2 separate regions of the Mus musculus genome follow, and region 2 is linked to region 1. The links are chromatin loops, found by intact Hi-C in ENCODE. Cell type or tissue: left cerebral cortex. All regions are shown on one strand. Links, peaks and the distances in the headings refer to the core of each region. The heading gives the core; the rest is flanking DNA.

What was found. A loop is a pair of places that touch in the nucleus more often than their neighbours do. Peaks named below come from ENCODE experiments on the same cell type or tissue, not always from the same donor. Only the 100,000 strongest peaks of a DNase experiment are listed, where the experiment ranks them.
Region 2: a loop joins it to region 1, with 2.5 times the contacts of the local background. A loop is called at or near these places in 2 of 42 quality-filtered maps.

Annotation. Positions count from the first base shown.
Region 1 is chr5:146,906,723-146,921,751 of GRCm38, forward strand. No RefSeq gene overlaps it. Among named protein-coding and RNA genes, the nearest start is that of Gm10858, 17 kb to the left of the region's middle. In left cerebral cortex, for the core only: CTCF peaks have their summits at 7,859 (motif pointing right), 9,721 (motif pointing right) and 10,914 (motif pointing right); a DNase peak (open chromatin) is centred at 7,841.
Region 2 is chr5:147,842,620-147,857,648 of GRCm38, forward strand. No RefSeq gene overlaps it. Among named protein-coding and RNA genes, the nearest start is that of Pomp, 10 kb to the right of the region's middle. In left cerebral cortex, for the core only: CTCF peaks have their summits at 5,743 and 5,942; DNase peaks (open chromatin) are centred at 5,740 and 7,706; H3K27ac peaks cover 1,680 bases.

The sequences.
Region 1 (15,029 bases), core at 3,023-11,022:
AAAGCACTTGGCGATGGAGCAAGTCTGAATTTTAAAAATACATTTTTTTTTTTTTTTTGGCGGCGGGGTGGGGTGGGGGTGGGTTCAAGACTGGGCTTCGATGTGTAGCCCTGGCTGTCCTGGAACTCGCTCTGTACACCAACCTGGCCTAGAACTCAGAGACTCCCCTGCTTCTGTCTCCTGAGTGCTGGGATTAAAGAAGTGAGTCCTATACCGGACAAAAATACATTTAACACATTAAAAATGAATACATACATGCATGCATGTATATAATTCCCACTCATTTTAAAATTACGCCGTGAACACGGGCCGTGGGTGATCAATCCCCAGCATCCCTCAGAAAGCAAACCTTTACCGTGAACTAGTGTGTGCAATTAAAACATTGCTCCCACAGAAGCTGAGACTAGGACGGTGGCTATTAAAAATTAGTTGGGGGCTGATGAGATGGCTCAGCGGGTAAGAGCACTGACTGCTCTTCCAGAGGTCCTGAGTTCAAATTCCAGCAACCACATCGTGGCTCACAAGCACCTGTAATGAGATTTGATGCCCTCTTCTGGTGCGTCTAAAGATAGCTACAGTGTATTTATTTATAATAATAACTAAATATTCGGGCCGGAGCGAGCAGAGACTGAGCGAGCGAGGCTGACCGGAGCAAGCAGAGGTCCTAAATTCAATTCCCAACAACCACATGAAGGCTCACAACCATCTGTACAGCTACAGTGTACTCATATACTTAAAATAAATAAATCTTTAAACAGAAATTTGTTGGGACAAAGCCAGCTGTGCCCAACAGCTTACTAATGGCCCTGGGGGTGGCTAATTCTATTTGCATAGTCTTTTGATAAATGGCTTTGACAGCAGCCAGGAAGGAAACGGAAGCGCACATTCCCCACCCAAGAAGGAAAAGCTGAGGTCTGGGCTCCAGTGTGTCTTCCCTGTCCTTGAAACTCATTGAGAGTGATGACCGCAGGGCTGTTTATCACACTCCCACATCCCTGGTCCTGGGTACCTGTTGCCTTCATCAGCAGAAGTGATTCCTCAGAGACTCCCCCAGGCTAAGGATAACACAGCTGGATACTGGGGAAGCCGGCCCAGCAGCTGCTGTGCCCAGCTGTTCCAGGTCACAGGCAATTCTGGCTGTGTTCCTCTCTTCTCCCTTGGAAGGGGCTGTCACTAATCCAACAGATGCAAGCAAGTCCTCTTGCGAAGCCAGCCACCAAGGACTGGCACTCCAGCCTCTTATGGGCTCCATGAAGCTCTGTTCTGACTTCAGCTCTGTTCAGATGGTGAGGAAAGCCAAGGGGGTCCAGGAAGTGACATGACTCTCTGGCCATGCTGCTGTGTTGGAAAAAAAGACTATACCTGCCAGACAAGAACAGTAGCTATCCTGCTTGTGCAGTTCTGGTTTGCTTCTAGCCCTCTCTCTGTGTTAATATACATGTATATATTCCTCTGTGTGGTCCTAGCTGTCCTAGAACCCTCTCCATAGACCATGCTGCCATGCTGGCCTCAAACTCAGAGACATCCATCTGCCTCTGCCTCCCCGGAGCTGGGACCAAAGGCATCGTGCATCACGTTGCTAGGCAAATGTTCCCGTGTGAGCTGCTTATATGTCTATATAAGCTAATGGCATTGTCACGCCAGCGACTGAGAATAGAGCGCCTTCCAACTAATGGCAATACTGACTGGGGTGTATCTCAGCAGTAGACTGCTCACATGGCTCGCATGGCTTGCATGGCATGCACAAGGCCTTGTGTTTGGTCCTCAAAACTGTAAAGGGGGGGTCTTCTAAATCTTGACAATAGGATAGAATGGATCGAGTGTGGATATTGTAGATATGAGGATATGAGGTCGTCTATCCACTCAACAAACCTTCCTTGAGAGTACATTGTGCAGCATGCATACCGACCGTGCCACTCTCTGAGGGTTAAGTCCCTAACCACAGATGCCTCGCTAGGGCTGAGGGAGATGGTGCTTTTAGGGGCTTCCTCTAAGATTGGATGGACACATGTCAGAGCCTGGCTATTTTTGTCTCTGCTTTTTTGGCCCACCGCAAGGGGGCAGCTTTGGAGAAAAACAGAGACCGGCGAACTTTCTGTCGATGAAGCAAGCATTGTCATGTGCTTATCGGCGTGCAGAAAAACCGTGGCCTTTTCTACCCAGGCTCCGTATCCTTGCCAAGTTTACTTTACCACGGGGGCAAACATGAGGTATCAAAGAAACAAATAGGAGACACAAAAGTTCAGTTATTCCAGGTGGGGAGTTAATTGGACTGAACTGAAAACATCAAGTGGCCTGTTGTGGTCAAGTTTTCAGTGTGTGTGTGTGTGTGTGTGTGTGTGTGTGTGTGTGTGTGTGTGTGTGTGTTTCGGGGGGTGGGGGAGGGGGCAAGAAAGAGGTTGGCTCAGATTAGCAGCAGGAGGTCTTGTCCTGACCCCAGCTAGGTCATGAAAGCAAGCACCATTGGCCTTAACCTCTCTGCTTCAGGAATGTCCTTTTGTCTGCATGAGGAGGTAGAGGAACTTCCCTCCTTTCCTCTCCCTCTTCCTTTTCTCTCCAGGCACGGCATTCTCCCAGTGTAGCTCCTCTAAGAGTGAACGTAAGCTGGACATCGGGGAAACTGAGATCAGTCAGAAACAAACAGAGTGGTTGCTCTATTCTGGCTCTAAGCTGATAACCTTCCTTCCTTCCTTCCTTCCTTCCTTCCTTCCTTCCTTCCTTCCTTCCTTCCTTCCTTCCTTTCTTTCTTTCTTTCTTTCTTTCTTTCTTTCTTTCTTTCTTTCTTTCTTTCTTTCTAAATTTATCTATTTGTATGTGCCCTGGTGATTTTCCTGTATGTCTGTGTGAGGGTGTCAGTCAGATCTTGGAGTTACAGACAGTTGTGAGCTGTCATGCGGGTGCTGGGACTTGAACCTGGATCCTCTGGAAGGACAGCCAGTGCTTTTAACTGCTGAGCCATCTCTCTAGCCCCATGGTGACCTTTCCTTATGGTACAGATGTTCAGAGCCAATGGTGTGGGGTTCTCATTGTCACTTTTAGCTCTGCCCTATGGCTGTCAGAGTGGTGGCTCATACCTTTGATTCCAGCACTCAGGAGATAGAGACAGGCAGGTCCCTAAAAAGCATAACAAATAAATAAATAATCAGCTGTCTTATGGAGGTGAGGACAAGGAAGGAAAGATGCCCGAGAGGCCGCAGAACTCATTTGTGTGTGAGAGACATCGAGAACAAACATCTTATGAAGATTCCCAACTCAGCAGGGGGAAGTGTGACTGAATGGGCCAGTGAGATGAGAGGTAGCCCATTGGTCTATACACATGTGGTCTCTATGGCCTGGTCACCTTGTCAACTGTCTCCTCATGCTGAAGTGACTTTTAAGATTTTGTTTTTTGATCACTTCCTAGTCTTCCTAGCAATCAACCTAGCCCACTCGCTCAGTTTAAATTTAGACCATGGCCTTCATTATGACAAAATGCACACAACATAAAGTCCATCACCATATGTATGTATTCGTGTGTGAATGCATACCTGTGTGCATGTGAGTATGTGTGCATATGCATCTTTGAGTGTGTCTGTGCCACATACATGCACATGTGTGTATCTGTGCATGTGCATGCATGTCTGAATGAGTCTGTATTGGCATTTTCGTGTGTATGCTTGCATGCGTTCATGTGTTTGTGTGTGCATGCATGCATATATGTCATGAGCATGTATGTGTGTATGTGTGTGCACATATGTCACTAGGGATTCAACCCAGACTTTGTGTATGTCTGGCAAGCCCTCTCCTGTTACAGTCACAGCTCTTTTCTCAATTATTTTTTTAAAGATTTATTTTAGGTATGTGAGTATACTGTCCTTTCATCAGACACACCAGAAGAGGGCATCAGATCCCATTATAGATGGTCATAAGCCATCATGTGGTTGCTGGGAATTGAACTTAGGACCTCTGGAAATGTAGTCAGTGCTCTTGACTGCTGAGCCACCTCTCCAGTCCTCTTTTTTCATTTTTTATTTTTGAGAAGAAAACTGGCCTTGAACTTGAGTTCCTCCTTCTTCAACTTTTGAGTAGCTGGAGTTACAGGCCTGGGGCACCAGGCCCAGTGGAACCACTTTTAAATGACACCGGGCACATCTGTGGTCTTGGGCCATCATCATCACCAACCATCTTGAGAATATTTTGCTTTCTAAACAACAAATTGGGCCTCCTCTGGCAGCCTCAGGCTCCTCGATTCTACTCTAATACTGGGACTTGTTTGCCAGGGTACCTGGCACCCATCAGGGGTTGTCAGGTGGGGTCCGAACTTTATAGTTATCCTGCAGGAGAGGACTGGGCGGACTTGTGACACTGATCACAGATTGAAATTGAGATTTAGTTCCTTAAATTCCAGCTCCTGCAGTAGCCCTGTAGCCAGGCAAGAGACCAGGCTAGCCATGGAGAAGGGTGAATACGCGGTGCAGGGGATACACAGCTAGGCAAGCAGTGTAAGCCCAACGATAGTGTTACCATGGAGACTCAGCCCTTAGGACCACCTCTGTGGTTCACTGGGAATGAAATGAGCCTCTCTGGAGTGAGCCAACTTCATAGAAACTTTGCAGTGACCCTTCCTGCCTGCCCGGCACAGGTCACCCCTCTCGAGCCTCTGATGCCTCCTGTCCTGGAGAGTTCTGACTTCAGTGCCACGCCCTGCTGTAGGGACCCATCCTGGGGAGCTACGAGGCACTCCAATAACCTCTGTGGAATTCCTCCTGATGAATGGACACTTCTCCAGTCAGTTCTTCCTCAGAAGAGGGGAACTGTTCAGTCACACTGTTCCTCCCAGAGCCTAAGAAAGGCAGACATTGGTCCTAGATGAGGCCTGTCGCCTGTGCATGAAACAGTTGGAGGCAGTATATTCAGCAGAGTCAGAAGGAGGTGAGGGAGCTGGCCTTGGGCACCTAAAGGAAACTGCTGTTTGGGTTGAAGTTTGACCTCACCAGGTGCCTGGAGAGTAGCAACCCTCGACTGTGTGGCCAAGTGGCTTCACCACGCACCTGGGACCACCCTGTGTAATTGGACGAGTTCGTTACCGTTACCGTTTCCAGACATTTCCAAATGTCATGATGATGTTGTGCATCAAGGGAGCAGAGCTGTAGTGAAGGCTGTGGCTGAGCTAGGGAAGCAGGACTCTGCTACAAGCACTGTGTTTGTTGAATGAATACTTGTAAATGAGACACCATCCATCTGCTGCCATCTACTGAGCACTCACTCTGGGCCAGCCACTCTGCTCTCTCCTACAAAATTCCATTCCCTTTCGACAATTACACACACACACACACACACACACACACACACACACACACACACACAAACTATAAAGGAAAATTTTGATGCCTAGTTGATGTTCTCGTGCCTGCCTGAGCTGTAGGATAGACATGTTAAACCTCAGACTTAAGTGAACTTGCGTTTCCTACAAGGTGATGTAACTATAAACAGACACTTAATACCTCCGTGGACCACTTCCCCTCCCCATTCTCCTACAAATGTCCTGTTTAATGCCTAAGGTGTCAAATGGCTGTGAGCAGGCTATAGTTCTGGGAGGTTCAGGGCATTCCTGGGCCACTCCCACTTCCCACTGGGGCCTGGAAACCTTGTCCCTCCAGGTCAGCACTTCCTTGCAACTTTATCTGTCCTGAGTTCCAGGCCCCTGCCGTATTTGTCCAAATTAGAGTCCGTTTACTTTACAAACCACACTGGAGCTTCGCTGGGCACTCAGCAGCTGCTCCCCTGACGTCCCCAGCAGGGCCCTTGTTTGCAGTCAGCAAACAGACCGCCCTGACCTAGCCACTGTGTCGCTTGGCTGCCCCGGAGGGTGCAGCAGGTAACCGGAAGTGGCTTGCTGAAGTGGCTCTCGCTGCTCCCCCCCACCCCCCCCCCCCCGCCCTCTTGGTTCAGGATCTCTCAAGGGAAACAAGTGAAAAGCAAAACAAGGTGAATCCTGAAACGATTTGTACACAGGAGAAAGTGCAAAGATGTCTACCCGAGGCAAAAGGAAAGATCACGAAAAGGGTGCCCACCCTCTGCCCCACTGTCACTATGGCTGCTTGGTCCTTATTCCACCAGGGCACCCTCTTGTTCCCCGTAGAAATAAGTGGAGCAGACTGCTTTGAACAAGCTTTAGCAGGAGGACTGGTGGGGCTGAATGTCCTGGGTCCCCTTCAAGTGGTTTAAGCTGTGTGCAGCAACCAAGTGTGCTCACATATAGAATAGAGGTAAGGAACGTGTTGGGAGGGCTAATTCAGCTAATGAGCTTAAGGAACTAAGAATTGAGTCTGGCACACTGTCTACTCCCAGTAGCCATTGGCATCTTTGGGTGGTGGAGATCAAGACAGGGTTTCTCTGTGTATCCCTGACTGTCCCGGAACTCCATCTGTAGACCAGGCTGGCCTCGAATTCACAGAAATCCACCCGCCTCTGCCTCCCAAGTGCTGGGATTAAAGCACCACCATTGCCAGCTGCATCGTAAGTAATGACCAGGCTGTGCCTCAATAAAAATACACCAGGCTGACACACCCTAAGTGGAAAACCCTGTGGTCCACCAACCCTGAAGAGATCTAGCATGTGGTTGTGGCCCAATGTATCAGTTGCAGGATAGACTGGGAGCTGAGATCACTGCTATCTGCGCCCCCCACCCCCCACGTCATGAAAGAGCATCAAATTGCATGTCACTAGCCAGGGAGAAGAGCCACATTTAAAACCTGAAGTACCTGTTTCTCCTGAAAGCACCTGCTTTCGCCTCATCAGGAGGAGCCACCCTCAAGCAGACCCCTGTAAGTCGAGAACCATTAGCCTTAGGCTTCCCCTGTTATGGGGCCGGTTTAGTTACGGGTGTGTTACTAGGAATCCTTCCAGACAGGGAGCTGGTGGTTTGGGATGCTTGTCTGTATCCTATTCAGATGTGACATGGAGTCTGACAGGCCCAAACATGCAGCTCCTGATCCAGAGAGGTTGGGCCAGCAACCATACTGGGCCGGTCCTTCCAGCAGATCCCACACATGGTGTCTTCACCCATATGGGAGTGTTTGTAGATTTCAAAATTCTTACATTTGAGCAGATCAAGGGTCCAGCAGCCTGTGTTTAATATTTGGTTCCACCTGCAAAGTCCCCGACAGGCGTTGAGTGTGAAACGGAGCACCCTTAGCCCTCCCCAGCCCTGACATCTAGATGTCAGACAGCAGACACAGCAGGGTGAGTGGCATTCACGGAATAAGGCCTGCCAGGATTATAGACTGCTCCTTAGGCTTGCTTTGTCTACACAGTGGCAGGCTGCATGGTGCTCACCGCTCCTCTCCCTTGGGCACCAAGATGCCTCACCCACTCTGAAGAGTGCTGGAAACCACTGACCTGGTCTTGTGGGTTCTGGCAAGGGAAACCTTAAAACACCCTTCCTTGACCCTCCCCTGTGTCTTCTCTATAAAGGAATGCTAGCAGCAGGAGCCTGTGAGTCAGTGAGCTGTAGGCTTGTTATACCTCAATCTCCAAGCCCATCCCTAGACAGTCTGGTGCCTACAAGTGCCATTTCCTAGAGTCATTAAAGAGAAGGCCACTTTCTACTTGGCTTTCTGGTCTGGTCCGCTCTCGACACACAGAGCACACAGGAGAGAGCCTTGTCTGTGAGTCAACATGTGTCTCAAACCTCCCATTTTATCAGATGGCTCCCAGTTGGCAGACATTTATAGATGCAGCCAATCCCCCGAGGTGCCTTTATGCTCACACGTCACAGGACAAACTAGCACAGCCACACTTAACTTCCCTCAATATCTGGGGCTCAGAGTCCACGGCTCTCCCTGATTTCACACTGGGCTCTTTACTCCGTGGTGAGCAGCAGGTGGCGCTGTGTGGCTATAAATTGCTTTCCCCACCTCTATGGTCACCCCTCTCAGGCTAGGGGATTGATTGTAGGGGATTGGTTTGGGGATTCGTTTCTCAGAGATGTTCAAGTGTCTTGTGTCACCCTTATGTCCAAAACATACTTTCTCACATCAACTCTCCCCCCCTCTCCCCCGGTTTGCTTTGCTTTGGTTTGAGACAGCCAGGGCTACACAGAGAAACCCTGTCTTGGAAAAAAAAAAACAAAAAACAAAAAACAAAAACCAAAAGGGAGGGTATAGGTTTACAGATGGTTGTGAGTACCATGGAGGTGCTGGGAATTGAACCTGGGATCCACTGCAAGAGTAGCCAGTGCTGCTAACCTTTCTCTCTGGCCCCTCTTTTTTTTTTTTTTTTTGAGCTTGGATGACACAGATTTGGAACCCATGGGAACATGTTTCCGGGCAGACACCCTCAAAGAGGTGATGCTAAATCCTGACTTGACCTGACTCTTCCTCAGACAGCAGCACACTGTCATGAAAGTTCGGTCAATACCATTTCCACAGGCAGGGCAACACCTTCAGTTCTATCTACTCTAATAGAAACGATCAATAGCACTCCTTTGATACTGATGTGACAATTGGTTGCATTGATTTGGATCAAGTTGCTAAGTGATACTGCCACCAACTCTCCACAAGGCATTTCCCCAAGTTAGTTTAAACCATGGCTTATTTCCCCTCAAACGAGCTCAGAACATAAAAATTTAATTGTTTTTATGTATAGGAAACTATTCTGTTTTTTAAAAAATAATCTCTCATTAGTATATTCTTTTTTGTTTGTTTTTTTTTTTTCAAGAAGTATATTCTTTTTGAAAATAAAATTGTATTTGTGGAGGGGAAACTGGGGAGAGGGATAACATTTGAACTGTAAATAAATAAAATAACCAATTTTAAAAAATGAATAAAAAAGAAAATAAAAGTTTATTAACTCTTTAGATTTTTGTTGTTGTTTTTGTTTTTTGTTTTACGTAGTCCTGACTGTCCTAGAACTCTCTCTCTCTAGACCAGGCTGGCCTCAAACTCAGAGCTCTCTCTGCCTTGGCTTCCTGAGTGCTGGGATTAAAGATCTGAGCCACCACCGCCCAGCAATCCTTTAGAATATATACTATATATTTAATACTATTTTCACTTCTTCTGAATTCACACTCATCTCCCCATCCATTTGAGTTCCCTTTTGTTTTTTAAATGTAAATTTCTCCCAACTCCAGCTTGTGCCTTCCATGTACTTCTCTGGGTGTGGGGCCATATACTGAGGTGTGGCTGACCTACCTGGAACCACAGAGTCTATTTTGAGAGATCAGTAACCAGCAATCTTCTGTACTCTTGTTGGCAGGGGATTAAACTTAGGGACTCCCACCTGCTTTGTTTTTTGATGGAAAAGGAGACATTTTGCCATGGAGAACAAGAAACACTGTGTACCACCAACACCAAAGACAGAGCTTAAGGTCAAGAGATATCTTCAAAAGACAGTCCAAGCACCCAATGTATATTGACTGGTACTGTTAGAAATAAACGAGATTTGTGTGAGAGAGCTTTGTGGACTCTAAATGTCCTTCATGGGGCTAAGAGAGAGAGGGGATCTATCTCTAGGGTGACGGATGGTACACTGAAGGAGAGTTTCCCAGAAACCCAGGTAATTGTTGTGCACCCCGAATGCAAGTCTGAAGCCAAAACTTAGACAAGTCAAGTCTGTGGACACATTCCCAAATTTGAAAAACTCCCCAAGTCAGAAACACGCTGGTCCTAGGCATGTCACACCGGGTGCAAGCAAATATGTTTGTACAGACATCAGTCAGCAAGCCTGGGGCAGCTCCGTCTCTGCCCATCAGGGGGCTCCACTCCTTTTCTTGGATTATGTGACTGGACTCCACACTCTGTGTGGAAGGCTCCCTACCCTTACTCCCCGGCTCATCTATGATCTAGATTAAAGCCCCAGGGCAGCCGCAGATGGAGAATCACAACCTCAGCTAAAATAGACGGCCTCATAGAAATGCTGTCCAGGCTGGGTGCGCATCAGAAGCCAGCCTGGTCTACATAGTGAGTCTCAGGCTAGCCAGTGCTACAATGGGAGAAAAAAAAAAGCGCTATTCAGTTCGAATAAGAAACATCTCCCATAGGCTCAAATAGTTAAACACTTGGCCCCCAATTTACGGTAACATTGTCTGTGGAGGACTAGAAGGTGTGACTTTACTGGAGAACGTAGGTCACTGGGGCTGGGGGGTGGGGGGGGGAAGCGTGTTGACCTCTAGAAATGGCCATTTTGAGAATGCTCTTGATGCTTTGAGCTTGTGTTTGAAAATGTGAGCTCTCAGCTTCCTGCCCCTCCTACTGAGCCTGCAGTTTGCCGCCAAGCCTCCCTGCTGTGGTGGTAAGTACACTAAACCCTTCCTTCTGTAAACCGACTGACTCCCTCGTGGGGTATTTTGTCGCTGCAACAGGAAACTGACTAAGACAAGCTCCAGGAGGCTAGACATTAATAATACATGGCTGGGGCTGGAGAGATGTCTCAGCAGTTAAGAGCACTGGCTACTCTTCTAGAGGTCCTGAGTTCAACTCTCAGCAACCTGACCATCTATAATGTGATATGATTCCCTGGCTGGCATGCAAATGGGATACTCATACACATAAAATAAAGTTTAAAAAAAGAGAGAATATGTTGCTGGCAGCACTTGGGAGGCAGAGGTAGGTGGAGCTCTAAGTTCAAGGCCAGCCTGGTCTACAAAGAGAGTTCTAGGATAGCCAGGGCTACACAGAGAAACTCTGTCTCAAAACAAAAGAATTCATTATTGGCCACATGTGTGATACAAGCCAAGGAGGCTAAGAACTGGAGACCTAGGGCCAGCCTGGGCTATAGTGAAATCCTGTCTCAAAACACCAGAAAGCTAAGAAAAGAAAAAAAATCCATTCTGGTATCTTTGAATAACTTAAGATTAATGGGAGACTCAGCCATCGGGGTTCTTTTTTTTTTTTTTTTTTTTTTTTTAATTTATTTATTATATGTAAGTACACTGAAGCTGTCTTCAGACACTCCAGAAGAGGGCGCCAGATCTCGTTACGGATGGTTGTGAGCCACCATGTGGTTGCTGGGATTTGAACTCCTGACCTTCGGAAGAGCAGTCGGGTGCTCTTACCCACTGAGCCATCTCACCAGCCCCATCGGGGTTCTTTTATTTTATATCTCTCTGCCCCTGGGTCTTAAATTAAAAAGAATGACAACAAAAACCCCACTTGGTTCTCATAATTTTCAAATCTACTATACATATATTTTAGTATGACTGTACAAGTTCTGTATTATTGCCTCTATTTTCAGATAATGAGGTTAACTTGACATTGAAAAACCATGAAGTAGGGGCTAGAGAGATGGCTCGCAGTTAAGAACACTGGCTGCTCTTCCAGAGGTTCTGAGTTCAATTCCCAGCAACCATGAGGTGGCTCACAACCATCTATAATGGAATCTGAAGCCCTCTTCTTGTATATCTGTAGGCAGTGACAGTGTATTCATATACATAAAACAAAAATAAAATATTTGAAAAAAACAATTTAAAAAAAGAAAGAGGGCTGGTGAGATGGCTCAGTGGGTAAGAGCACCCGACTGCTCTTCCGAAGGTCCGGAGTTCAAATCCCAGCAACCACATGGTGGCTCACAACCATCTGTAAGAAGATCTGACTCCCTCTTCTGGAGTGTCTGAAGACAGCTACAGTGTACTTACATATAATAAATAAATAAATCTTAAAAAAAAAAAAAGAAACCCTTACTCCATTTTAAAAAGAAAGAAAGAAAGAAAGAAAGAAAGAAAGAAAGAAAGAAAGAAAGAAAGAGGAAAGAAAGAAAGAAAGAAACAAAGAAAGAAAGAAAGAAAGAAAGAAAGAAAGAAAGGGAGAAAGAAAGAAAGAAAGAAAGAAAGAAAGAAAGAAAGAAAGAAAGAAAGAAAGAAAGAAAGAAAAGCCATGAGGTACAGAAATGAATATTTAGTGGCTTAAGAGGTGGCTCAGCAGATAAGAGCATCGGCCACTCGTATAGAAGACCCAAGTTTGGTTCCTAGCACCCATATGGCAGCTCACAACTGTCTTAAGTTCAATTACAGGGGATCCAACATCCTCTTCTGGCCTTCATGTGCACAAGGGATGTATATAGGACACAGCCATACATCCAGGCCAAACACTCACTCGCATAAAAATAATAAAACGAGTGAGTCTCTGGCCGGTTAGCTCAGTTGGTTAGAGCGTGGTGCTAATAAAACGAGCGAATATTTACCTAGAAAAAAAAGAAGAAATTATAAAAATAACAAATGTTTTATAAGCTGACAGATTCAAACATCTCAAGATCCCAAACATAACATATTTAAATGTATTAACTACCCAATGCAATGTTTCCCTTGTAAGCCTTATTTTTTCCCCCACATTAAAATGTTGTGAGAAAGTTGACCAGTTGGCTCTGTGGATGATAAAAGCCTACTAGCCTGAGCTCTACCCTGTCATCCACATGGAGGGAGAGAGCTGGCTCTTACAAATTGTCCTCTAACCTCTGCATGCAGTCTGTGGCTCAAGTGCTCCCCCCACGCCACCCTCCACAAAATCAATGTAAAAACAAAAACCAAAACAAAGCATAGAACATATATTCCATAACACTTGCCACTTAAAAAACATTTGCAAGTACGCTCCGGGGGCATTAAATCCATTGGTGCAGGACCATTTCCACCATCCAGTTGCAAACATTTTGGAAGCTTGGTTCTAACTGGACAGCGGCTCTCAGTGTTTCCCACAGTCACCAGAAAACACCCTGCATTTGCTGTCTTTATAAAGCTGAGCTGCTACCCCTCGCTCCTTTGTGACAAACTTATCTCCGTAAACATTAGGTCTTCAAGGCTCATGCATGCTACAATATATACTGCATTTTCTCTCCTTTCAAAAAAGCTCAGTGATAGGTGCTGTCCTGTTGTCCAGCCATCCCTCTCTATTAATGGGCACTTGGTTATTGCCACCTCTTGGCTATTTGAATAATGAATGCGGGGTATATAAATATTTGAGTCCCTTTCATGTGTTTACCTGCTTGTTGTCCCGGCTGTTTGTCCCAGCCCATGGGAACCCTGCTGTTATGGGGACATGAGACATTATTTAGGTATTGCCCATCCCCCAGACACTCATTCCCATAGGCCTTGAGTTAGCACATCCTCTGGACTTCCACAGCAGTGGCTGTGGGCAATGTGGGCTTGCCAAGTCTGGCTGAAAATCCAACAGAACACCAGAGACCTCCTTATCCCAGAATTGCTAGGCTGGCCCATCAGAGGTTATGTGGTAGAGACATCCCAGAACAGTCATCTCACGGTGACATGTGGAAGCCTGACCTGAGAACACGCAGGTTCCCACTGCCCAGTCCCACACACCTCCTGTCACATTAGCCAACTTGCCGCTGAGGGGAACCAGATGTTTGGAATCGGAAGCCCCCAGCAGCTGGCTGGAAGGGCTTTCCTAAAGGGCCTGTGTACCTGGCGCTGGAGGGAGGGGGGGGGGCAGGCAGGAAGAGAGAGGGGGAAAATGAGACAAAGGGAGACCACCATAAACCAGCAGCATGTCTGTAATCACCAGAGCCCTTTGTTTGGCGCACTTTTAAACAAGTCATGGTGCCTTGTAATGGGAGGCCATAAACCCAAGGGAAAATAAAAGTGTTTACAACACGGGAGAGCCAGGTGCGGGTTCGTTTGGCCAGATCAATGGGGAAAGTGGTAGCTGGGGTGGGCCGACCGCTCTGAGAATGGGTTTCCCCCTCCTCTGCCTCCGAACATCACAGGCTCCTGTGCGGATCGAGGGTGGGGTGGGGTGGGGTGGGGGGAGCGCCCCTCCTCCCCACCCGCTCCGGCAACCCGGGACAATCCCACATTCCAACCATGGCGGGGGAGGGAAGGGAAGCGGGGGTGGGGTGGGGAGGGGTTGGATGTCAGGGCCTCTAGGCTTGTAGGAAGCAACCCTCTAGGTCAGCCTCTCTTTTCTGTAAATTCCTTTATGATGGACTTGGGCTGAGGACAGCTGTTTCTCTAGCGCCCCCCCCCCCAACTTACGCGGAGACGTGTAAAGAGGGGTGGTTCCCTGGGGATGGGGGGTGGGGTCATTCTTCTGGGAGCTTCTGGTGCTGCGGAGGAAGGCAGATGTTCTGTAAGGCGGAGGGTGGCTCTGTCTGAAATGTTTGGAAGCCTCACCTGGGTTCATGGACACAGAGAGTTCTTCCCTGTTGATCTGTGGTGCACGCTTAAGCCCATACATTTAAGGCACACACGTGCAGGGATGACAAGGTTTGGGTCCCCCAAAAGCAAGGCACCTGCTACATATGTGCTGGGGGGGGGGGCGGGTGCTGGCCTCAGTGGGAGAGGATGCGCCTAATCCTGCAACGACTTGGAAAGGAGGGGGTGTCATGAGGGGGCAGCCTCCTCTTTCTCAGAGAAGAAGGGGAAGGAGAGATGGGGGAGGGGCTGTCATCGGGATGTAAAGTGAATAAATAAACAAATAACGAACGGGAAAAGCAAGGCATTTGGGGAATGGCTTCATAATGATAATCCCAGGGCAAGAAAACAAGCTGCGCACTTATGTTTTAAACATGGTTCGTTCTCCTCAGGAATATGTGTGTCTGTGCAATGTGACATCATGAGAGAAGAGCAATACTGAACACACCAATGTGAGACATGCTGGTGTCATGGGCGTCGCCGGAGAAGTGTGACTTCAGAAATGTCACTTCACAAGTAGTCAGGCTGTCTGTAGCCTGTGGGGGGAACGAACCACACCGAGGTCACATTTATGTAATAAGGAAATCAGTGACCCGAGGCACAAGGGTCACGTCTGTCCTTCTATGACTCTGTCTCTTGAGCTTGCAACACTTCTCAGCAGTGGAGCTAAGAGGGTGTCTTCCTAAAGATATTTCAACATTTCTAGTTGGAAATGTCTCTCACAGCCAAATACTGGATTCTGGAATTCACCTTGCCTGCTAAATCGGTGAATGTTTTCTAGGATATGTGTTTTCAGAAGAAGAGTGGGCTAGAAAACTTGTACAGGCTCCTGTACCACTTTCCAACTGTCATTTTCTCTCTTTGATTTATTTATTCATTATATGTAAATGCACTGTAGCTGTCTTCAGAC
Region 2 (15,029 bases), core at 2,577-10,576, 940 kb after region 1:
GCTTCCTGTTTTTCTTCTTAATAATGCACACAGTAACTTTTCTCACTTGAATTCACATCAACAAAGCACTTTGTATTGTACTCTGTACTGTGGTGGATACTAAGTTGCCGATTCTGTCTCCTTTAACTTTAACGCCAACACCATTGAGTTCATCCGAGTCTTCAGTTTCCGTTTTTGTCCCAAGCATGGTTCTCCTTCACCCACCTTTTAGTTATCCATATTTTTATATTTACTTATATATTTGGGGGTTTTGTTTTTGTCTTGTTTTGTTTTCCTCTGCTTGTATGCCTGTGCACTACGTGCATGCGTTATCCAAGGAAACCAGAAGAAGACATCATATCCTCTGGAACTGGAGTTCCAAATGGTAGTGAGTCACTATGTGGGTGCTGGGAATTGAACCCTGGTCCTCTGCAATAGCTGTGTCCTCAGCTGCCCCTACTTACCCATATTCCGAGTAATAAGATGATCTCAAGAAATACAGCATTAACAATAGCCCCACTCACTCCGGTGCCCCTTCCCTGGCTCTGCCCATGTGGAGCCATTTTGCAAAATTTTGTATTTCCTTGTTTCTTCCAGTTTATACCTCAAATGTCTACTCTTTACTTTTATTTTGAACTTCATTCATTCATTTATTCGTCTCCTGTCCCGTAGGTTGACTCACTGTGTCTCACATAGCTACAGTCAGGCCTTCTTCTCTGCTGTGTAATTTTCCCACACAGTTGCTGGTGGCTGTTTTGGCTGCTCTCCACCTTCAGACACCAGGAAGGCGGTGTTCTCTTGGCCATTGTCTTACGCTACTTCCCCCTTTTCAGAGCATGAAAAGTCAGGGACAAGGAAGTGAAGGAACTCACCCAAGACCTTCCCAGCCAGTCCTGGCAGCTTATTCAGGATTCCAGCCTAGACCAGACGCTCCCGTCCCTCCCCCCTTCCCCTCCCCCCTCTCCCCCACGATGTCACCCAGCTCTTGTCAGACTTGCTGTGAATGAAAGAGCAAGGGCAGGGAGAAAGGAAAAGGATCTTCCGTCCCCATTTCTCTGCTAGAAAGTTACTCCGCCCACTCTGTGCCTCTTAGAGAGGAAAAGCTTGTAGGTTGGGTTGATTAGCCTTTCAAATAGTGCACTTATCCTCTTGGATCCAGTAAGTATCCACTCCCATCTCAAAAGTAACGCGGAGGTCAGCCCTAAACAGGTGCACAGACAGCAACACTAAATGACCTCAGTGTGTGTGTGTGTGTGTGTGTGTGTGCGCTTGCGCATGCAAATGGCACACACATATAATGTCTGTGTGTGTGTAGCAATAATAAATATAGAAGAAGTAGTCATGAGTTTGAGAGGGAGTGGGGGAAGGGTCATGTGAAGAGTTAGAGGGGGAAGAAATTCTCAAAAACTACTAGATGTTTTTCTGTGAGGCCATGTGCTCCCCCAGCCTGCTTTCACATGTAGAAGCTGTTCAGACATATGTTTAGATTCCCTTTGCAGGGAGATTAACTATACATTTATACAGTTTCTTTTTAGGCCAGAGTTCAATAGAGGAGGTCAGAGACTAATAAAATGTGAGTTGCTAAGCCTGCTAGAATGTTCCTGGAAACAAGATAACTAAACTTGCCTCTTCCAATTAAAAATAGGTTTGAGAGAGAAAACTCACCAGTGAGCCTAAGAATCTCGTAGCATAGAAACTGTAAACCAGCATTTTGAAAGCCAAAATGATCTTATCCATGTGTGAAGGAATCAGGAGGGTTGACAGGAACCGAGAAGGAATGTAGACTGTGTTGTGTTTAACGATTCTTCTCAAAAACATCTTTTTATTTCGCTCCAGGGCACTAAAAACTGCAGACTTTGGATTTCCATAGATTTCTTTGCATGTGCTCTGGCCTGTTTTCTGGGCTCTGCAAGGTCACACACCCCATTGTCACCCAGGAACTTCAAGGTCCCTACTCTTTCTTCTCTTCATGTCAATGACCATTCTAGGGACTTCTTATCTTTCCAAAAGCTACATCTAAGATTTTTATTTGTTATTAGCATTTGTGTAGTTTGTGTGTGTGTATGTGTGAAACATGTGCTTGAAGTTTTTGTGTGAGGTCAGAGAACAACTTTCTAGAATGGTTTTACCCTTTTCATCTTATTGAGACAGGGTCTCTGTATTTTCACTGTCTGACGAACCCAGGATAATTGGAAACTCACATCCATTCTGTCTCTACCTTCTATCTTTCAATAGAATCCTAGGATGGTAGACACATCTGACTTTTCGAGGGTTTCAGGAACCAAGCTCAGAGCCTCAAAGGATCATACAGTGTCTTAACCTACTGAGTCGTCTTGCCACCCCTCCGACAGCACTATTTCTCATTTCTGTTTGGATCTTTCTGAGAATTTGACTTTGGGAGCACAGATGTTTTGTGTTGCTCCTTAAAATATCAAACACAAACATTGTAAAAAGATGAATACGACATTTTGGGCAGTTTAGGGTACCAAGCACTGTCACCATCCTCCCACACCTCCTGTGAGTGCCGACCCATCTCTGCACAAACATGTTATCTATATGGGGGGAAGTTGGAATAATCTATACCCCTGAGTCAGCGTCTCCTTGTGTTTTCCCAGAAACAGACGTGTCACGATGCTTTTCGGGAAGCATAGACACTATTAGAATTCCAGGCTAGTGAGACAGGGAAGAGGAGGCTGTCATCCGAGTATATTTATTGAGTGATTTCCTCCAAGGAATTCTGGACACACAGTGCAAAGCTCACATTATACTGCTCTGGGTCAACAGAGCTGGGGTACTCACATCAATTCCCACAGTCTGAAGACTGAAGAAGGAGGAGAAGGAAGTGTGGGTGGCCACACTTAGGGTGATTGGCTGGAACTTGTTTGAGACACATCTAATGCCTTAAGTGGCATGGGCGGATCCAGAGTGTATGCTGTCCTTCTGTGTTCAAGCAACACTAATTATAGCCCAGACACTTCCTGGTTGCCACAGAGTTTTTACACGTCAGGGGTTAATTTCTGCATATTTCATAATGGAATCAGAACTTACCTAGTCCTTTCTTACCGAATAGATGGTTAGGTTGCTACAAAATGGAGGGGCACCCTGCCAACAGGTCCCTCAATTATTCAAATCCCAAACCTTAAAAAAAAAAAAAAAGAAAAGAAAAAAGGCATAGAGTATCCCAATATCGGGGGATGGAATGCTATGTTCTTAACAAAACGTTTCCTTTTTTGTTGTTATGTTTTGTTTTGTTTTGTTTTGTGTAACAAGCCAAGCAGAAACTTGTGTGAGAATCAGGAACCCCGAGAGTGTGCAATGCACTCTGTTATTTAGGGTGACGGCTTAATTACAAGTATAGGATCATGCAACAGCCATGCCTTGTTCTATGGGATTTATTAGGTCTCTAAACTCTGCCTACCAAAATTTCACATGAGGGCCGTGATACAGCCATGAGGACGGCTTCAGATGGAAAATAAAGGTGAACTGAGAATCCAGGAACACTCTTTGAGCTGATGTAAAAAGAGAGAGAGAGAGAGAGAGAGAGAGAGAGAGAGAGAGAGAGAGAACCCATTTCTGGAATGAGCACTCAAGCCCATCTGACCCCACCACTCACTCATTCAGTTTGGGCAGGTACCCTGGACCTCCATTCTTTAAACAGAACTATCCCTTAGGCCGAGAGGAGAATAACCTCCTTGTTGGACGTCTGTCTGTCTCCCTCCGATAAGTCCCTGCCCTCCACTCTGTCCTGCCTAGAAGATCCCCTTCTAGGGAGCAATGGTTGGGCACAGGCTGACTCCAGTGAGCTCACATAGATCTTCCTAGGCCCTTTGTGTGTGTGTGTGTGTGTGTGTGTGTGTGTGTGTGTATCTGTGTGTTTGTGTGCATATATGTATGCTTTTATGCATGTATATGTGTGCTCATAGGTGTTCATATATGAGGAAGCCATAGGCTGACATGGAATATCTTCCTTGATCACTTTCTGTCTTAGATTTTTGGTTTGATTTTTTTTTTCTTTTGAGACAGGGCTTCTCTGTGTAGTCCTGACTGTCCTGGAACTCTCTGTAGACCAGGCCTGGCCTTGAACACACACAGATCCATCTCTGTGTCTGCCTCCCGAGTGCTGGGATTAAAGCCATGTGCCACCACTGCCCGGCTTCCATCCTAGTTTTTGAGACCAGGTCTCTCACTGAACCTGGAGCTTATTGATTGTCCTAGGCTGGCCTCACTCACGGATCCACAGATCTCCATCTCTGCTTCCCCTGTGCTGGGACTACAGATGCACACTGCTATGTGTGGGTTTCTTATCTACATAGGTTCTGAGAGACCACCCAATTCCTCAGGCCTGTATGGTAAGCACGTTACTAACTGAGCCATCTTCCGGCCTTCCCTGAAGCCCGTTAGTACGAGCTCACTCTCCTGTGCTTTCTTACCAACTGTGACAAATGTGCCACCTTGATGCTCAAAAGAGGGACCCCACCCTAGGCGTGGCAGCATGCACCTGTAGTCTCAACACTTGAAGGTGGAGCAGGGGGTGGGTTGTGAGTTTGAGACCAGCCTGGGCTACAAAGTGAAAACTTGTCTCAAAAAATTTTTTGTTTTGTTTTGTTTGGTTACACTTAATACCCAAAACTGCTCGAAAACTGGGGGAGGGGTATTCATGTTAAAAATCATTGTCCAAATGAAAAGACAAACATTTACAGATCTTGTGCTGAATTCCTGGAACTCCACATATACGTCCATGCACCCCAGGGTCTTTGTTGGTGTAAGGAATGCTGGAGTGAGCTTTTCTGGAACGATGTCTGTGTCTCTGTTTTGAATGTCCCAGAATCCCGCCTCCATAGATGTTCTGGGGACTTTCAGCCCTGCCTCCAGACATGTTCTGGGGACTTTTGCTTTTGGAGAGCAGTCAGGACACATGATCTCTAACTCCAAGATTACACAATTCCAGTTTATGTGAAGGCTCAGCCTTGAATTAACTCCCCTCGTCTGCTTTCCACTGACCGTTCGCTGGCTCAGAGCCAGAACAACAATATGCTCAGACAAGTAACTCTCTAAATCTCCAAATCTCTCTCTCTCTCTCTTTTCTTATTCCCATAACCTTCTCCAACAATTTCATTTAGCTGACCAATTGTCAATTTGGGGTCCTGGGAAAGAATAAGGAATAAACTCCCTTTGTTCCATCCAGCAAATCCAAACTCCATTCCTTTCTGACGGCCAATCATGTGCGCCCGAGCTAAGCTCCACCATAGGGGCTCCGTTTTATATCTTGGGGTAATCCCCTGGACTAACTGTTCCCTTAGAGCAAAACCTTAGAAACTTTATCTCCGTATTCCCTTTGGACAATATTTCCTTCCAGGAATTTGAGACTAGGACTGGATCTGTAAGTGAACTCTTGGAAGTTCTAAATGGTTTATACACTATTGAATTCCTCACATGTATACAACTTTGGTTTGTATCAGCGAACAGCACTGGCCATTTGCGTTGTGACTTCACCGGCATTGAGGTGCTAAAAATCCTTTGCAATGGTTCCATTCATTTCTTTCAATGCAGTGGAATTCTCAGTTGGGGGGGAAGAGCTGTTTTTCATTTGAAAGTGGAAAGCCGGGTCCTAGGGACATAGGGAAGGAACAGACCTCGCGAGCTGAGTTTTCAGTCTGTCCCTCCATCATATCAGTGCTCTTTACATTTTGTGAGCACTTGATTTAGGACATTCAGAAAAGAGCGCCAGCCCAGAGCCGCGTCTTTTTATCGCCACCTACCGTCGTCTTTGAGAACTGCACGAACATTCCCTCTAATCCCAAACACCCTAGAGACAGGGACTCCAATCCACTCTAGAAACTAGAGGCACTGTACTGGGACAGGAAGAAAGAAGACTATGGAAACGATGTTCTCAGATGCTGGGTAGTGAGCCTGGAAAATGAGTCACTGATGGAAGCCCATCTGTCACTAATTTTATTTTTTAGATTTTTAAATGTTACTTTATGAGTATGAGTGTTTGCTCACAGGCATGTATGTGCACGGTATTAAGCCTGATGCCCGTAGAGGCCACAAGAGGGCATTGTGTCCCCTGGAACGAGAGTTACAAAGAGTTGTCAGCTTGCCCCGTGAGTGAGTGCTGGGAACCTAACCCAGGTCCTCTGCCACAGTGCAAGTGCTCTTAGCCTCTGAGGCTCTCTCCAGATCCCAGTCTCTTAATTTTTTTCAAAATGGAAGTCTTAGTTGGAAAAGATTTCAACCAAAGCTCAAGTAGCCTGAATGACGTTTTTCAAAGTGATCTTCTAGATTGTTCTCAAACGGAATTAAGAGGAGTCCTTTGACAGCAGCTCTGTGCAGAGGTGTGTTGGTTCTATCAGTTCTCCCAGACTGCTCTCTGTTTGAAAGAAGCCATTACAAGGTTAGCATCAGTGTATCTTGGAAAAGATTGACAGCCTAAGAACAGATAAAACATGCCTCCCTGAGATTCTCCTCTTTGGTGGTGACCCCCCCCCCCCCCCGCCCAATACTTTGCTAGTTCCGGGATAGGTTGGGTGGGTTAGAGTTGGGGGGCTTCCAGAACTTCTCAGAACACGAATGACGAGGCTGTTGTCCAGAGGGGCCCCCTGAGAATCGTGTTTGGGAACAGGCCGACCCCATGAGGTATATTATCTTTGCCACATTTTGCTGCTTTGTGGGAAATTTATTTTTAATCTTTAACAAAGCCAACCATGTTTATCTGAAGCGCTGAAAAACTTTAATAGTTTAAAACAAAACTTTTAAAAAATAATTAAACCGACAATGAATACTGAAACATGAAAGTCAGACCGACTGTTACCTTAACAAGAAAGGGCTTCCCAGAGATCAAACAGAATGCTGTTTGTTTTATTTGCTAATGGCAAATAACAAGTACTTTCACTTTAAGGGATTCTGAGGGTTATTGAAGGAGTCCAGAAGTTTCTACTGACCTACTCCCACCAAGGCAAAGGTTTCCCACACCTTGGGTTCACAGAGCTGGGAAACGTGCTATCCTGAACGCGTAGAAGGTAGCACATGATTGGTGCCTTTAGCATGAGCACACCTTATCCAAAATGATGGAGAAGGGGGACTCCCTCAGATTTTTTTTTCCCTGCATAGTGCTTACTCAGCTCAACTCTGAGAAGTCTGCAGCTGCATGCTTGCTGCATTTCTCAATGACTGAACTGCTTCTCTCAGTGCACCCACTCACCATGATCTGGCTTTTATATGAGCCCTGCTGAGAGGCAGAGGCAGGCAGATCTTGGGGAATTCAAGGCCAACCTGCTCTACATGGGGAGTTCCAGGCCAGCCAGGGTTACATAGTGAGACCTGTCTCAAAACAGTGTCAGAGGGCAGGAGACACCCCCCCCCCCCCCCCCCGCTTTATAAAGAGAAGATTCAGGAAAAACAAACCCTTTAAGGATCAAATCCTTTAAGTGGATCAATTGTATCAGATCAACTAGTAGAGTTTTTTTTTCCCCCTCTGGAGACAAACTTGGCTTTGGATCAGGAAAGAGAATATTTTCAAGTTGTTCTTTTATTTTTAAACTGTATCCCACGTTCCATACATAGGCTTTAATTTGCTTTCCAGAGCACTTCAGTTAAATCCTCAACACAGATAGCATTCTCACCTAGCCTGAGTCTATGAATTTCCATTCAATGCTGATTTCACCCTTTCTTTGGAACATTGGCCCAAGGCCGGGCGGATTCTAAATGAGGGGACACTTGGTGATATCTCTGTGGGAAGGTTCTTTGTGACCGGTCACATCCTGATCTGCCAATTTATGAGTGAGGAGGCAGCTGCTGCTCCAACTTCACAACTGCAGCCCAGAAATAGAACTTGAGGTTCTTTTAATATGCACGTTATCTAGATAAAGCTATATCTGGGATGCCCCTGACAGGTTCTCTGACTCTTCGCTTTGTTTCTACAAACTAAATATAGAACTGTGAGCGACTCTTTTTTTTTTTTTTCCTCTTCTTCTCCTCGTGTGCATCTAAGCATACAAGGAAATCAGGCTGCTTCTAAAAGAAAAATAAGCCCTGTTTCTTCTTGGAAACCCTTTTGAGGTCAGCAGTTCTGAAGTACAGGGATCGGAGCAGAAAGGAGCAGAAAGGACTTCTTCTCTGATTTTCCCACCCTGCCCTGTGAATGATGTCCTTCCATGGTCAGGGCGGGGGAGCAAGGCATTTGTTGTAGTAATACTGAATAACCCTCCTGTGTAAAATCACCTCAGGTTGACCCCCACTTTAACTCCAGAGACCGTGGAAGGAGGAAAAAGTGCAGCCACCCTCCTCATGGTGACAATGACTGCTGGGTGCTTGCTGAGAGGTCTGTCCTGCTTGGTGTGATCACGGCCATTATTTTAAAAGCAGGTGACACTCTGATGGTTGGGCTACATCAACCGGGTACTGGGAGGTGTGCAGAAAAAGAGAGCTTTGTATTTTGAGGAATCTATTCGACTGTGGGGCCATTCCAAGGCAGAGGGCACAGTTTCTAAGCTACCACATCTTCATCATAGGACCTGGCTACCACACAGACTACTCCTTCAGCATGTTGTCTTCCCATGATGAATTTGATTTAGGATTTCTTATAGTGACCAAGAGGGAAATGTAGCAGCGATGAATGAGATTAATACATCTTTCAAGAATATCCGGGGGAGGGGGGAGGAGCCAAAGCCAGGGAGCATTTTATCACTGAGCAACAACAGCCCAGGCTCCTAGTGCGTGCGTGCATGAGTGAGTGTGTGTGTGTGCATGCACTCAAGTACATGTATCGCATGTGCCTATGCCGTGTGCTGCATATGGCGAGTTATGTGTTTGTGTGAATGTATGGTGTGTTTTAGGTATATGTCTGCGGTTCTGCAGTGTGTGTGTGTGTGTGTGTTGTGTATAGTGTATGTATGAGGGAGTATGATGTGTGCACATGGTGTATGTGTTTGTGTGTGGTGTGTGTGTGTATATGTCTGTGTGTGTATGCCCTATACATGTACGGTATATGTGTGTGGGTGTGTATGCTGCCAGAGCAGGGAGTATGAATGTCTACATGTTCATGTTAACACAGACGTGCATATGTAGAGGTCAGAGGACAAGCTCAGGTGTTCACTCTCGACTTGCACTTTTGGCTCTGTGTACACCAAGCTTACTGGGTCATGAGCTTCCAGAAATCCTGCCTCACCTCCCATCTCAATAGGAGTGTTGGGATTATAGATCTATGCATCTGTGTCTGGCTTTGTGTAGGTCTGGGACACTGGGCTCAGATTTTTGTGTTTGCATGGCAGATGCTCTACCCACTGAGCCATCTCAGCCCTTTAAGGTTTTCTTCCTCCTCCTCCTCCTCCTCCCTCTCCCTCTCACTCTTTTGTTTTTTTCAAGACAGGGTTTCTCTGTATAGCCCTGGCTGTCCTGGAACTCACTCTGTAGACCAGGCTGGCCTGAAACTCAGAAATCCGCCTTCTTCTGCCTCCCAAGTGTTTTCTTTCTTTCTTTCTTTCTTTCTTTCTTTCTTTCTTTCTTTCTTTCTTTCTTTCTTTCTCTTCCTTCCTTCCTTCCTTCCTTTCTTTCTTTCTTTCTTTTTTTCTTTTTTTCTTTCTTTCTGTTCTCCATGCATGTATGCTTGCATGCCAGAAGGGGACACCAGATTTTCATTATAGATGGTTATGAGCCACTATGTGGTTGCTGGGAATTGAACTGAGGACCTCTAGAAGAGCAGTCAGTGCTCTTAACTGCTGAGCCATCTCTCCAGCCCCAGCCCTACCCCTTTTTTTGTAAATGTTTGAATGTAGTGTGAGGGGGGATGTAAATGCATGTGTGTTTGCACATGGAGGCTAGAGATTGACTTCCACTGTCTTCACCTACACTCCATTTGATCTTTTGGGAAAGATCTCGGCACTGCTGATTGGCCAGCCAGCTTCAGGGATTTCCCTGTTTCTCCAACACTCCCGCCTCACTGTCCCCAGCACCCCTTGATTAGGGATGCACTCGGCCACCTGGCTTTTGAGATGGATGCTGAGGATGTGAATTCTTTGGTCATCTTGCAGCCTGTCAGGCATTTTACTCACTGAGCGACTTCCCAGCCCTGCTTGCCTGTTTGGAGATAGAGCCCCATCCTGTAGTCCAGGCTGGCCTTGAACTTATGGCAGTTGTCTTGTTTCAGCACCCTCCCCCGCAAGTCCTGGGATTTTTGAGAGTGAGCCACTGGAACCTAGATCACTCCACAGATACTCTGGTTTGTGTGTCAGCAGGGGACACAGTTGTGCTCAGACACAATCAAAGCAGGTACTTTACAAGGGGTCTCTCTTTTTGCAGAGAGGTTCTGGGTCACAGGTGTGTCTCTGCCTCAGTGGCCACCTGCACACTTCTCCTTTTCAAAAGATATGCTGGTGTGGGGGTGGGGGAACAGCTGAGTTGGCTGGGAGATAGAGGGAGAATAGTGGGAAATGTCCCTCCCTCCCTCCCTCCCTCCCTTCCTCCCTCCCTCCCTCCCTCCCTCCCTTCCTCCCTCCCTCCCTGCCTTGCCCTTTCCTCTCTGTGGTCTGTGTTCTGCTCCACCACCACCACCACCGCAGTCTCTCTTCTCCCCCTCCCACCCCTCTTCCAGTCCTTCCCTTTCTCTCCTCTTCCACCCTCTCCCACCCTCTAGCCAAACTGCCAAATTCATCATCCACGATAGGTGAGTGCGAAGGAAACATCTTGGAGTTCCCAGCTACTCCACATAGTAGTCAGACTGCAGCAATAGCTTACAAAGCTAAGTCCAAGCCAAGTCCAACAAGGCTGTGTGGATGTAGCAGAAGGAGCGTTCCCCAGTGTTTTGGGAGGTATTTGATAGACGCTATTTACTGTCCTTGTTTGACATACATCATTAATGGGTTGAACACTGTCTTATTTTTATTTGTAACAGGGAACTAAAACCCAGAATAAGCCCTTTCTCCCCTGAATTGCTTTCATCAGAGTATTTTAACCATATCAACAAGAAGAAAAAAATACAAAGACACTTGGTTACTTGATGGCTGTGTTGCCGCCACCCCACAAAGCTGAAACCCCACAAAGATAAGAACCACACTGACAAGCACTGCACCCCTGGAAGCTAACACATTATACACTTTAATCAACATCAGTGGCTAAAAGAGTTCCTACGAAGAAGACACGGGTCGGGGCAGTTTTACAGGCCAGCTTCCCGAGACTGCAGGAACAGATAACTCATCCTACGAAAAGAGACACACACCTACTGCTGACCAGCTGTGAACCAGCTGTGGACCCTTTCCGTGTTACCCAGACAGGAGAACCATCAACTCCAATCTTGATTACAGATTCAAAGTCTTAAGTGTGTTAGCATCTCTCTCTGCTGCACACTCAAGTGTGTGCGAAAGATAATGATTAACAAGGCTTACTTCAGGAGTGAAAGATTACTGCAGTATTAGAAAACATGTACATTAACAGATTAAAAGAGGTAAAAACATGGTCATTTCAAAACAAGGCTTTTCTTTTCAATCCAGGAAAACCCTACAACCTGTTTATAATAAAACAAACTAAAGTGCCTTAGTCAAACAAAGATGGGGGGAGTTCTTAGCATAAGTAATAAACTGTATCTTTAAAAACATCTCCCCTGAACATCATGCTTCACAAACAAGCTAAAAGCATTTCCTTCACAAATGAGGAATAAGGTGAGGCCCATAATTTCAATGCTGAAGATCCAGGCGTCATCCCCGAACCCTGACTGCAACAGCGGAGTGTGAAGGAGTGTTAAGATTTGGAAAGGAAAAGTGAGACCAAAAAAAAAAAGCAAAACAAGCTAGCATTATTTATTTTAATTTATATTTATTTCATGTTTATTATATTTATATATTTATTTTTATTATGTTTAATTTATCTTATATTTAGCACTAGAGTATTAAAGGTTGTCTACATAGAAAACTTCCACAAACAATAAGAGAATCTGGGATGTGACTCAGCCAGTAATACGTTGCTCATCAAACATAACGAGGGGAATTGGGATGCCCAGGACATGTGTGAATGCTGAGTGTGTGTGGTAAGACACACCTGTAGCCCCGGCACTCGGGAGGTGACGACCGGGACTCCCCAGAGCAAGCTGCCTAGCTCAACTAGCCGGATCCGAGAGCTCCCGGGCCAAATGAGAGACGGTCTCCATGAAGACAGTGGAGAGGAACGGAGGAAGAATCTACAGCCTCCACGGGCACCAGTGCCCACGTGCGTCCATGAACACACAACTCACTTGTGTGCAAATACGCATACTACACACACACACACACACACACACACACACACACACACACACACACACACGAGAGAGAGAGAGAGAGAGAGAGAGAGAGAGAGAGAGAGAGAGAGAAAGAGAGAGAGAGAGGGAGGGAGGGAGGGAGGGAGGGAGGGAGGGAGGGAGGGAGGGAGGGAGAGGGAGGGAGGGAGGGAGGGAGGGAGAGAGGGAGAGAGGGAGAGAGAGAGAGAGAGAGAGAGAGAGGGAGGGAGGGAGGGAGAGGGAGAGAAGCAGATTTCCATTGTAAAAGGGCACCATTTATGGTACTATACAACATAAGGGGCCTGGGAATAAATCTATCTTGAATATTTTGAGAAAATCGTCTAGAACTCTATAGAATTGGCTGAAATGCACACAAAGTCCACACCGGCCGATGGAGAAGCATGCCACAGGAACAGACAGGTTCCATTCTAAAGATGTCTGTTTTCCTCAAGTGCCATAGAGTGAACTCGAATCCAAATAACCTTAGTAACTTAATCTTGACATTTATATGAAAAACCCAAGGTCCAGAAAGTCCACCAGACGTCTAAGAAAGTTGAAAGCCCCTCCCTGAAAGCCCCTCCCCAGCAGGGATGGGAAGATATTGTAAAATTGTATTTATTAAGACAGCATAGAATTTCATTCAGAGATGGACAAGCTGACCAACTGAGTAGAAAGAGATGCCCAGAATAAATGTTTGGCAAAGCTGGCATTGTGGGCGAGTGGAGAAAACAGATTTCCCAATAGAAAGAACACTAGAATAACTCATGTGATGGTCAGAACTGGTCCTGAATCTCACCCTGTGCGTGCACCCACAGGTGAATAAATACTGTCACAGTGGCATGACACAGGCAGGAATGTTTGGACGTTTTGGAGGGAAAGTATGGATAGATTTGGTTATGTCTAAATTCATAACACTTCTCTATCAGAAGCCTGCCCCTGACAGGGGCTGGGGATGCAGCTCAGTTGTCCAGGGCCTGCTCAGCATCACTGAGATCATGAGTTCAATCTCTAGGACAGAAGCAAAAGCCAAATGAAAAACCATCACGGATTGAGAGGTAACACAGACAAGCCAACAGCCAAAGGAGGGAACCGGTACCAGCTTACAGTGGAAAACCTGTGCTCTGACGGGAGTAATTCTGGAGAATAAAATGAAATTGATACAATGATTGATAAAATGATACAATCCTATATTGGACAGATGAACTAAACTGTAACAACTGAAGGAGACGGATCAGCACAAATGTGGAGACACAGGAGGATCAGCACAAATGTGGAGACACAGGAACGGAGTGAGCTGATGTATAAAGTTGCTTTAGTAGTTTAATTACCATTTTAATATTTTTAAAAAAGAACTATAGACCTTCTCAAAAGGAGTGAAATGACTGATAAACACTTTTAAAAGTTTTCAGCATCAGCAGCCCCTAGGGAAATGCAAATTTAAGCGACTAGAGAGTCCACTTCAGCTCACTTGGAACAGCTGAGCTCAAGACGACAAAGGACAGGCCCAGCATGGGGGCTCTGGTCTTTAATGCCAGCACTCTGGAGGTAGAGGCAGGCTGGGATCTCTGAGAATCTAAGGTCAGTGGGGTCTCTGTAGTGAATTCCAGGACTTCCAGGGCTACACAGTGAGACCCTGTCCAGACAACCAAACAAATGACTGCAACTGGTGACAGATCGTCAAGAGACTGTGGCCACTGTGGAAATAAATCAGCGTGGGGATTCCTCAAAAGTCTAGAAATAAGAACTGGAGAGATGGCTCAGTGGTTAAGGGCACTTGCTCTTAGAGAAGCCCCAGGCTCAACTCCCAGCACCCCCGTGGCAGCTCACAACCACCTGTCACTCCAGTTCCGGGGAATCCAGCGCCCTCCTCTGGACTCTGTGGGTATTAGGCATGCATATGGTATGTATACATACATGTGAGCAGAACACTCAATAAATATAAAATAAAATGAGAAGCCTTTCATCTGGAAATAGAACTATCACAGCATCCAGCCAGACCATTACTGGCAACACCCAATGGTCTCTATCTTCCAGAGATACTTGCTCATCTGGGCTTCCTGCTCGTAATAGCTAGGAAATGCAACCGGCCTGTGAGTCCACCGGGGGATAAATGGGTAATGTAAATGTGGCACATACGCACAACGGAATTTTATCTAGCCATAAAGGAAAAAAAATGAAATTATGAAATCTGCATTTTAGATGCATGGAGCTAAAAGCTATTATACTATCCGAGGTAAGCCAGGCACAGAAAGACAGACAGCATGTGTCCCTCCCAGTGGATCCTAGTCTTGACTGTTCAGATGTGTGCGTTTAACTGAGAGAACGTGCAGAGTCCTGTAAGCTACAAAGGGGCCACTGAGGCGGGGATGCCCAAAAGAGGCGGGGACAGTGGAACGAGGGTAACCTGGAAGCAGAGGACAGATACGGGCGTGGAAGCGTTCTAATAGGGATGAGGGAGAGGTTGGAGGAGGCAAAAGGATGAGGTAGGGGCCACCTAAATCAAAGGCTGTATAAAAAAGCCACAGGGAAGCCTACTGTCGTGTAAGTCAATGGCAATGGATATGCTTTTAAAAAGAGCTTGCAGATATCCTGCATGGCTGGAGAAGACTGCTCTTAGAAGCCATGGGTCATTTTAAAAAAAAAAAAAATCCCAGTGCCGGGTGTGGGATACCTTTTTATGCATTGTTCAAAAACAAGGTTGCAGATGACCCCCTCCCCCCAACAGTTCATGTCCTGTCATTCCTCTTGGTTGTCCACCAGAACTAGACATTAAGAGCTTATTGATGAAGATACCACACACTTCCAT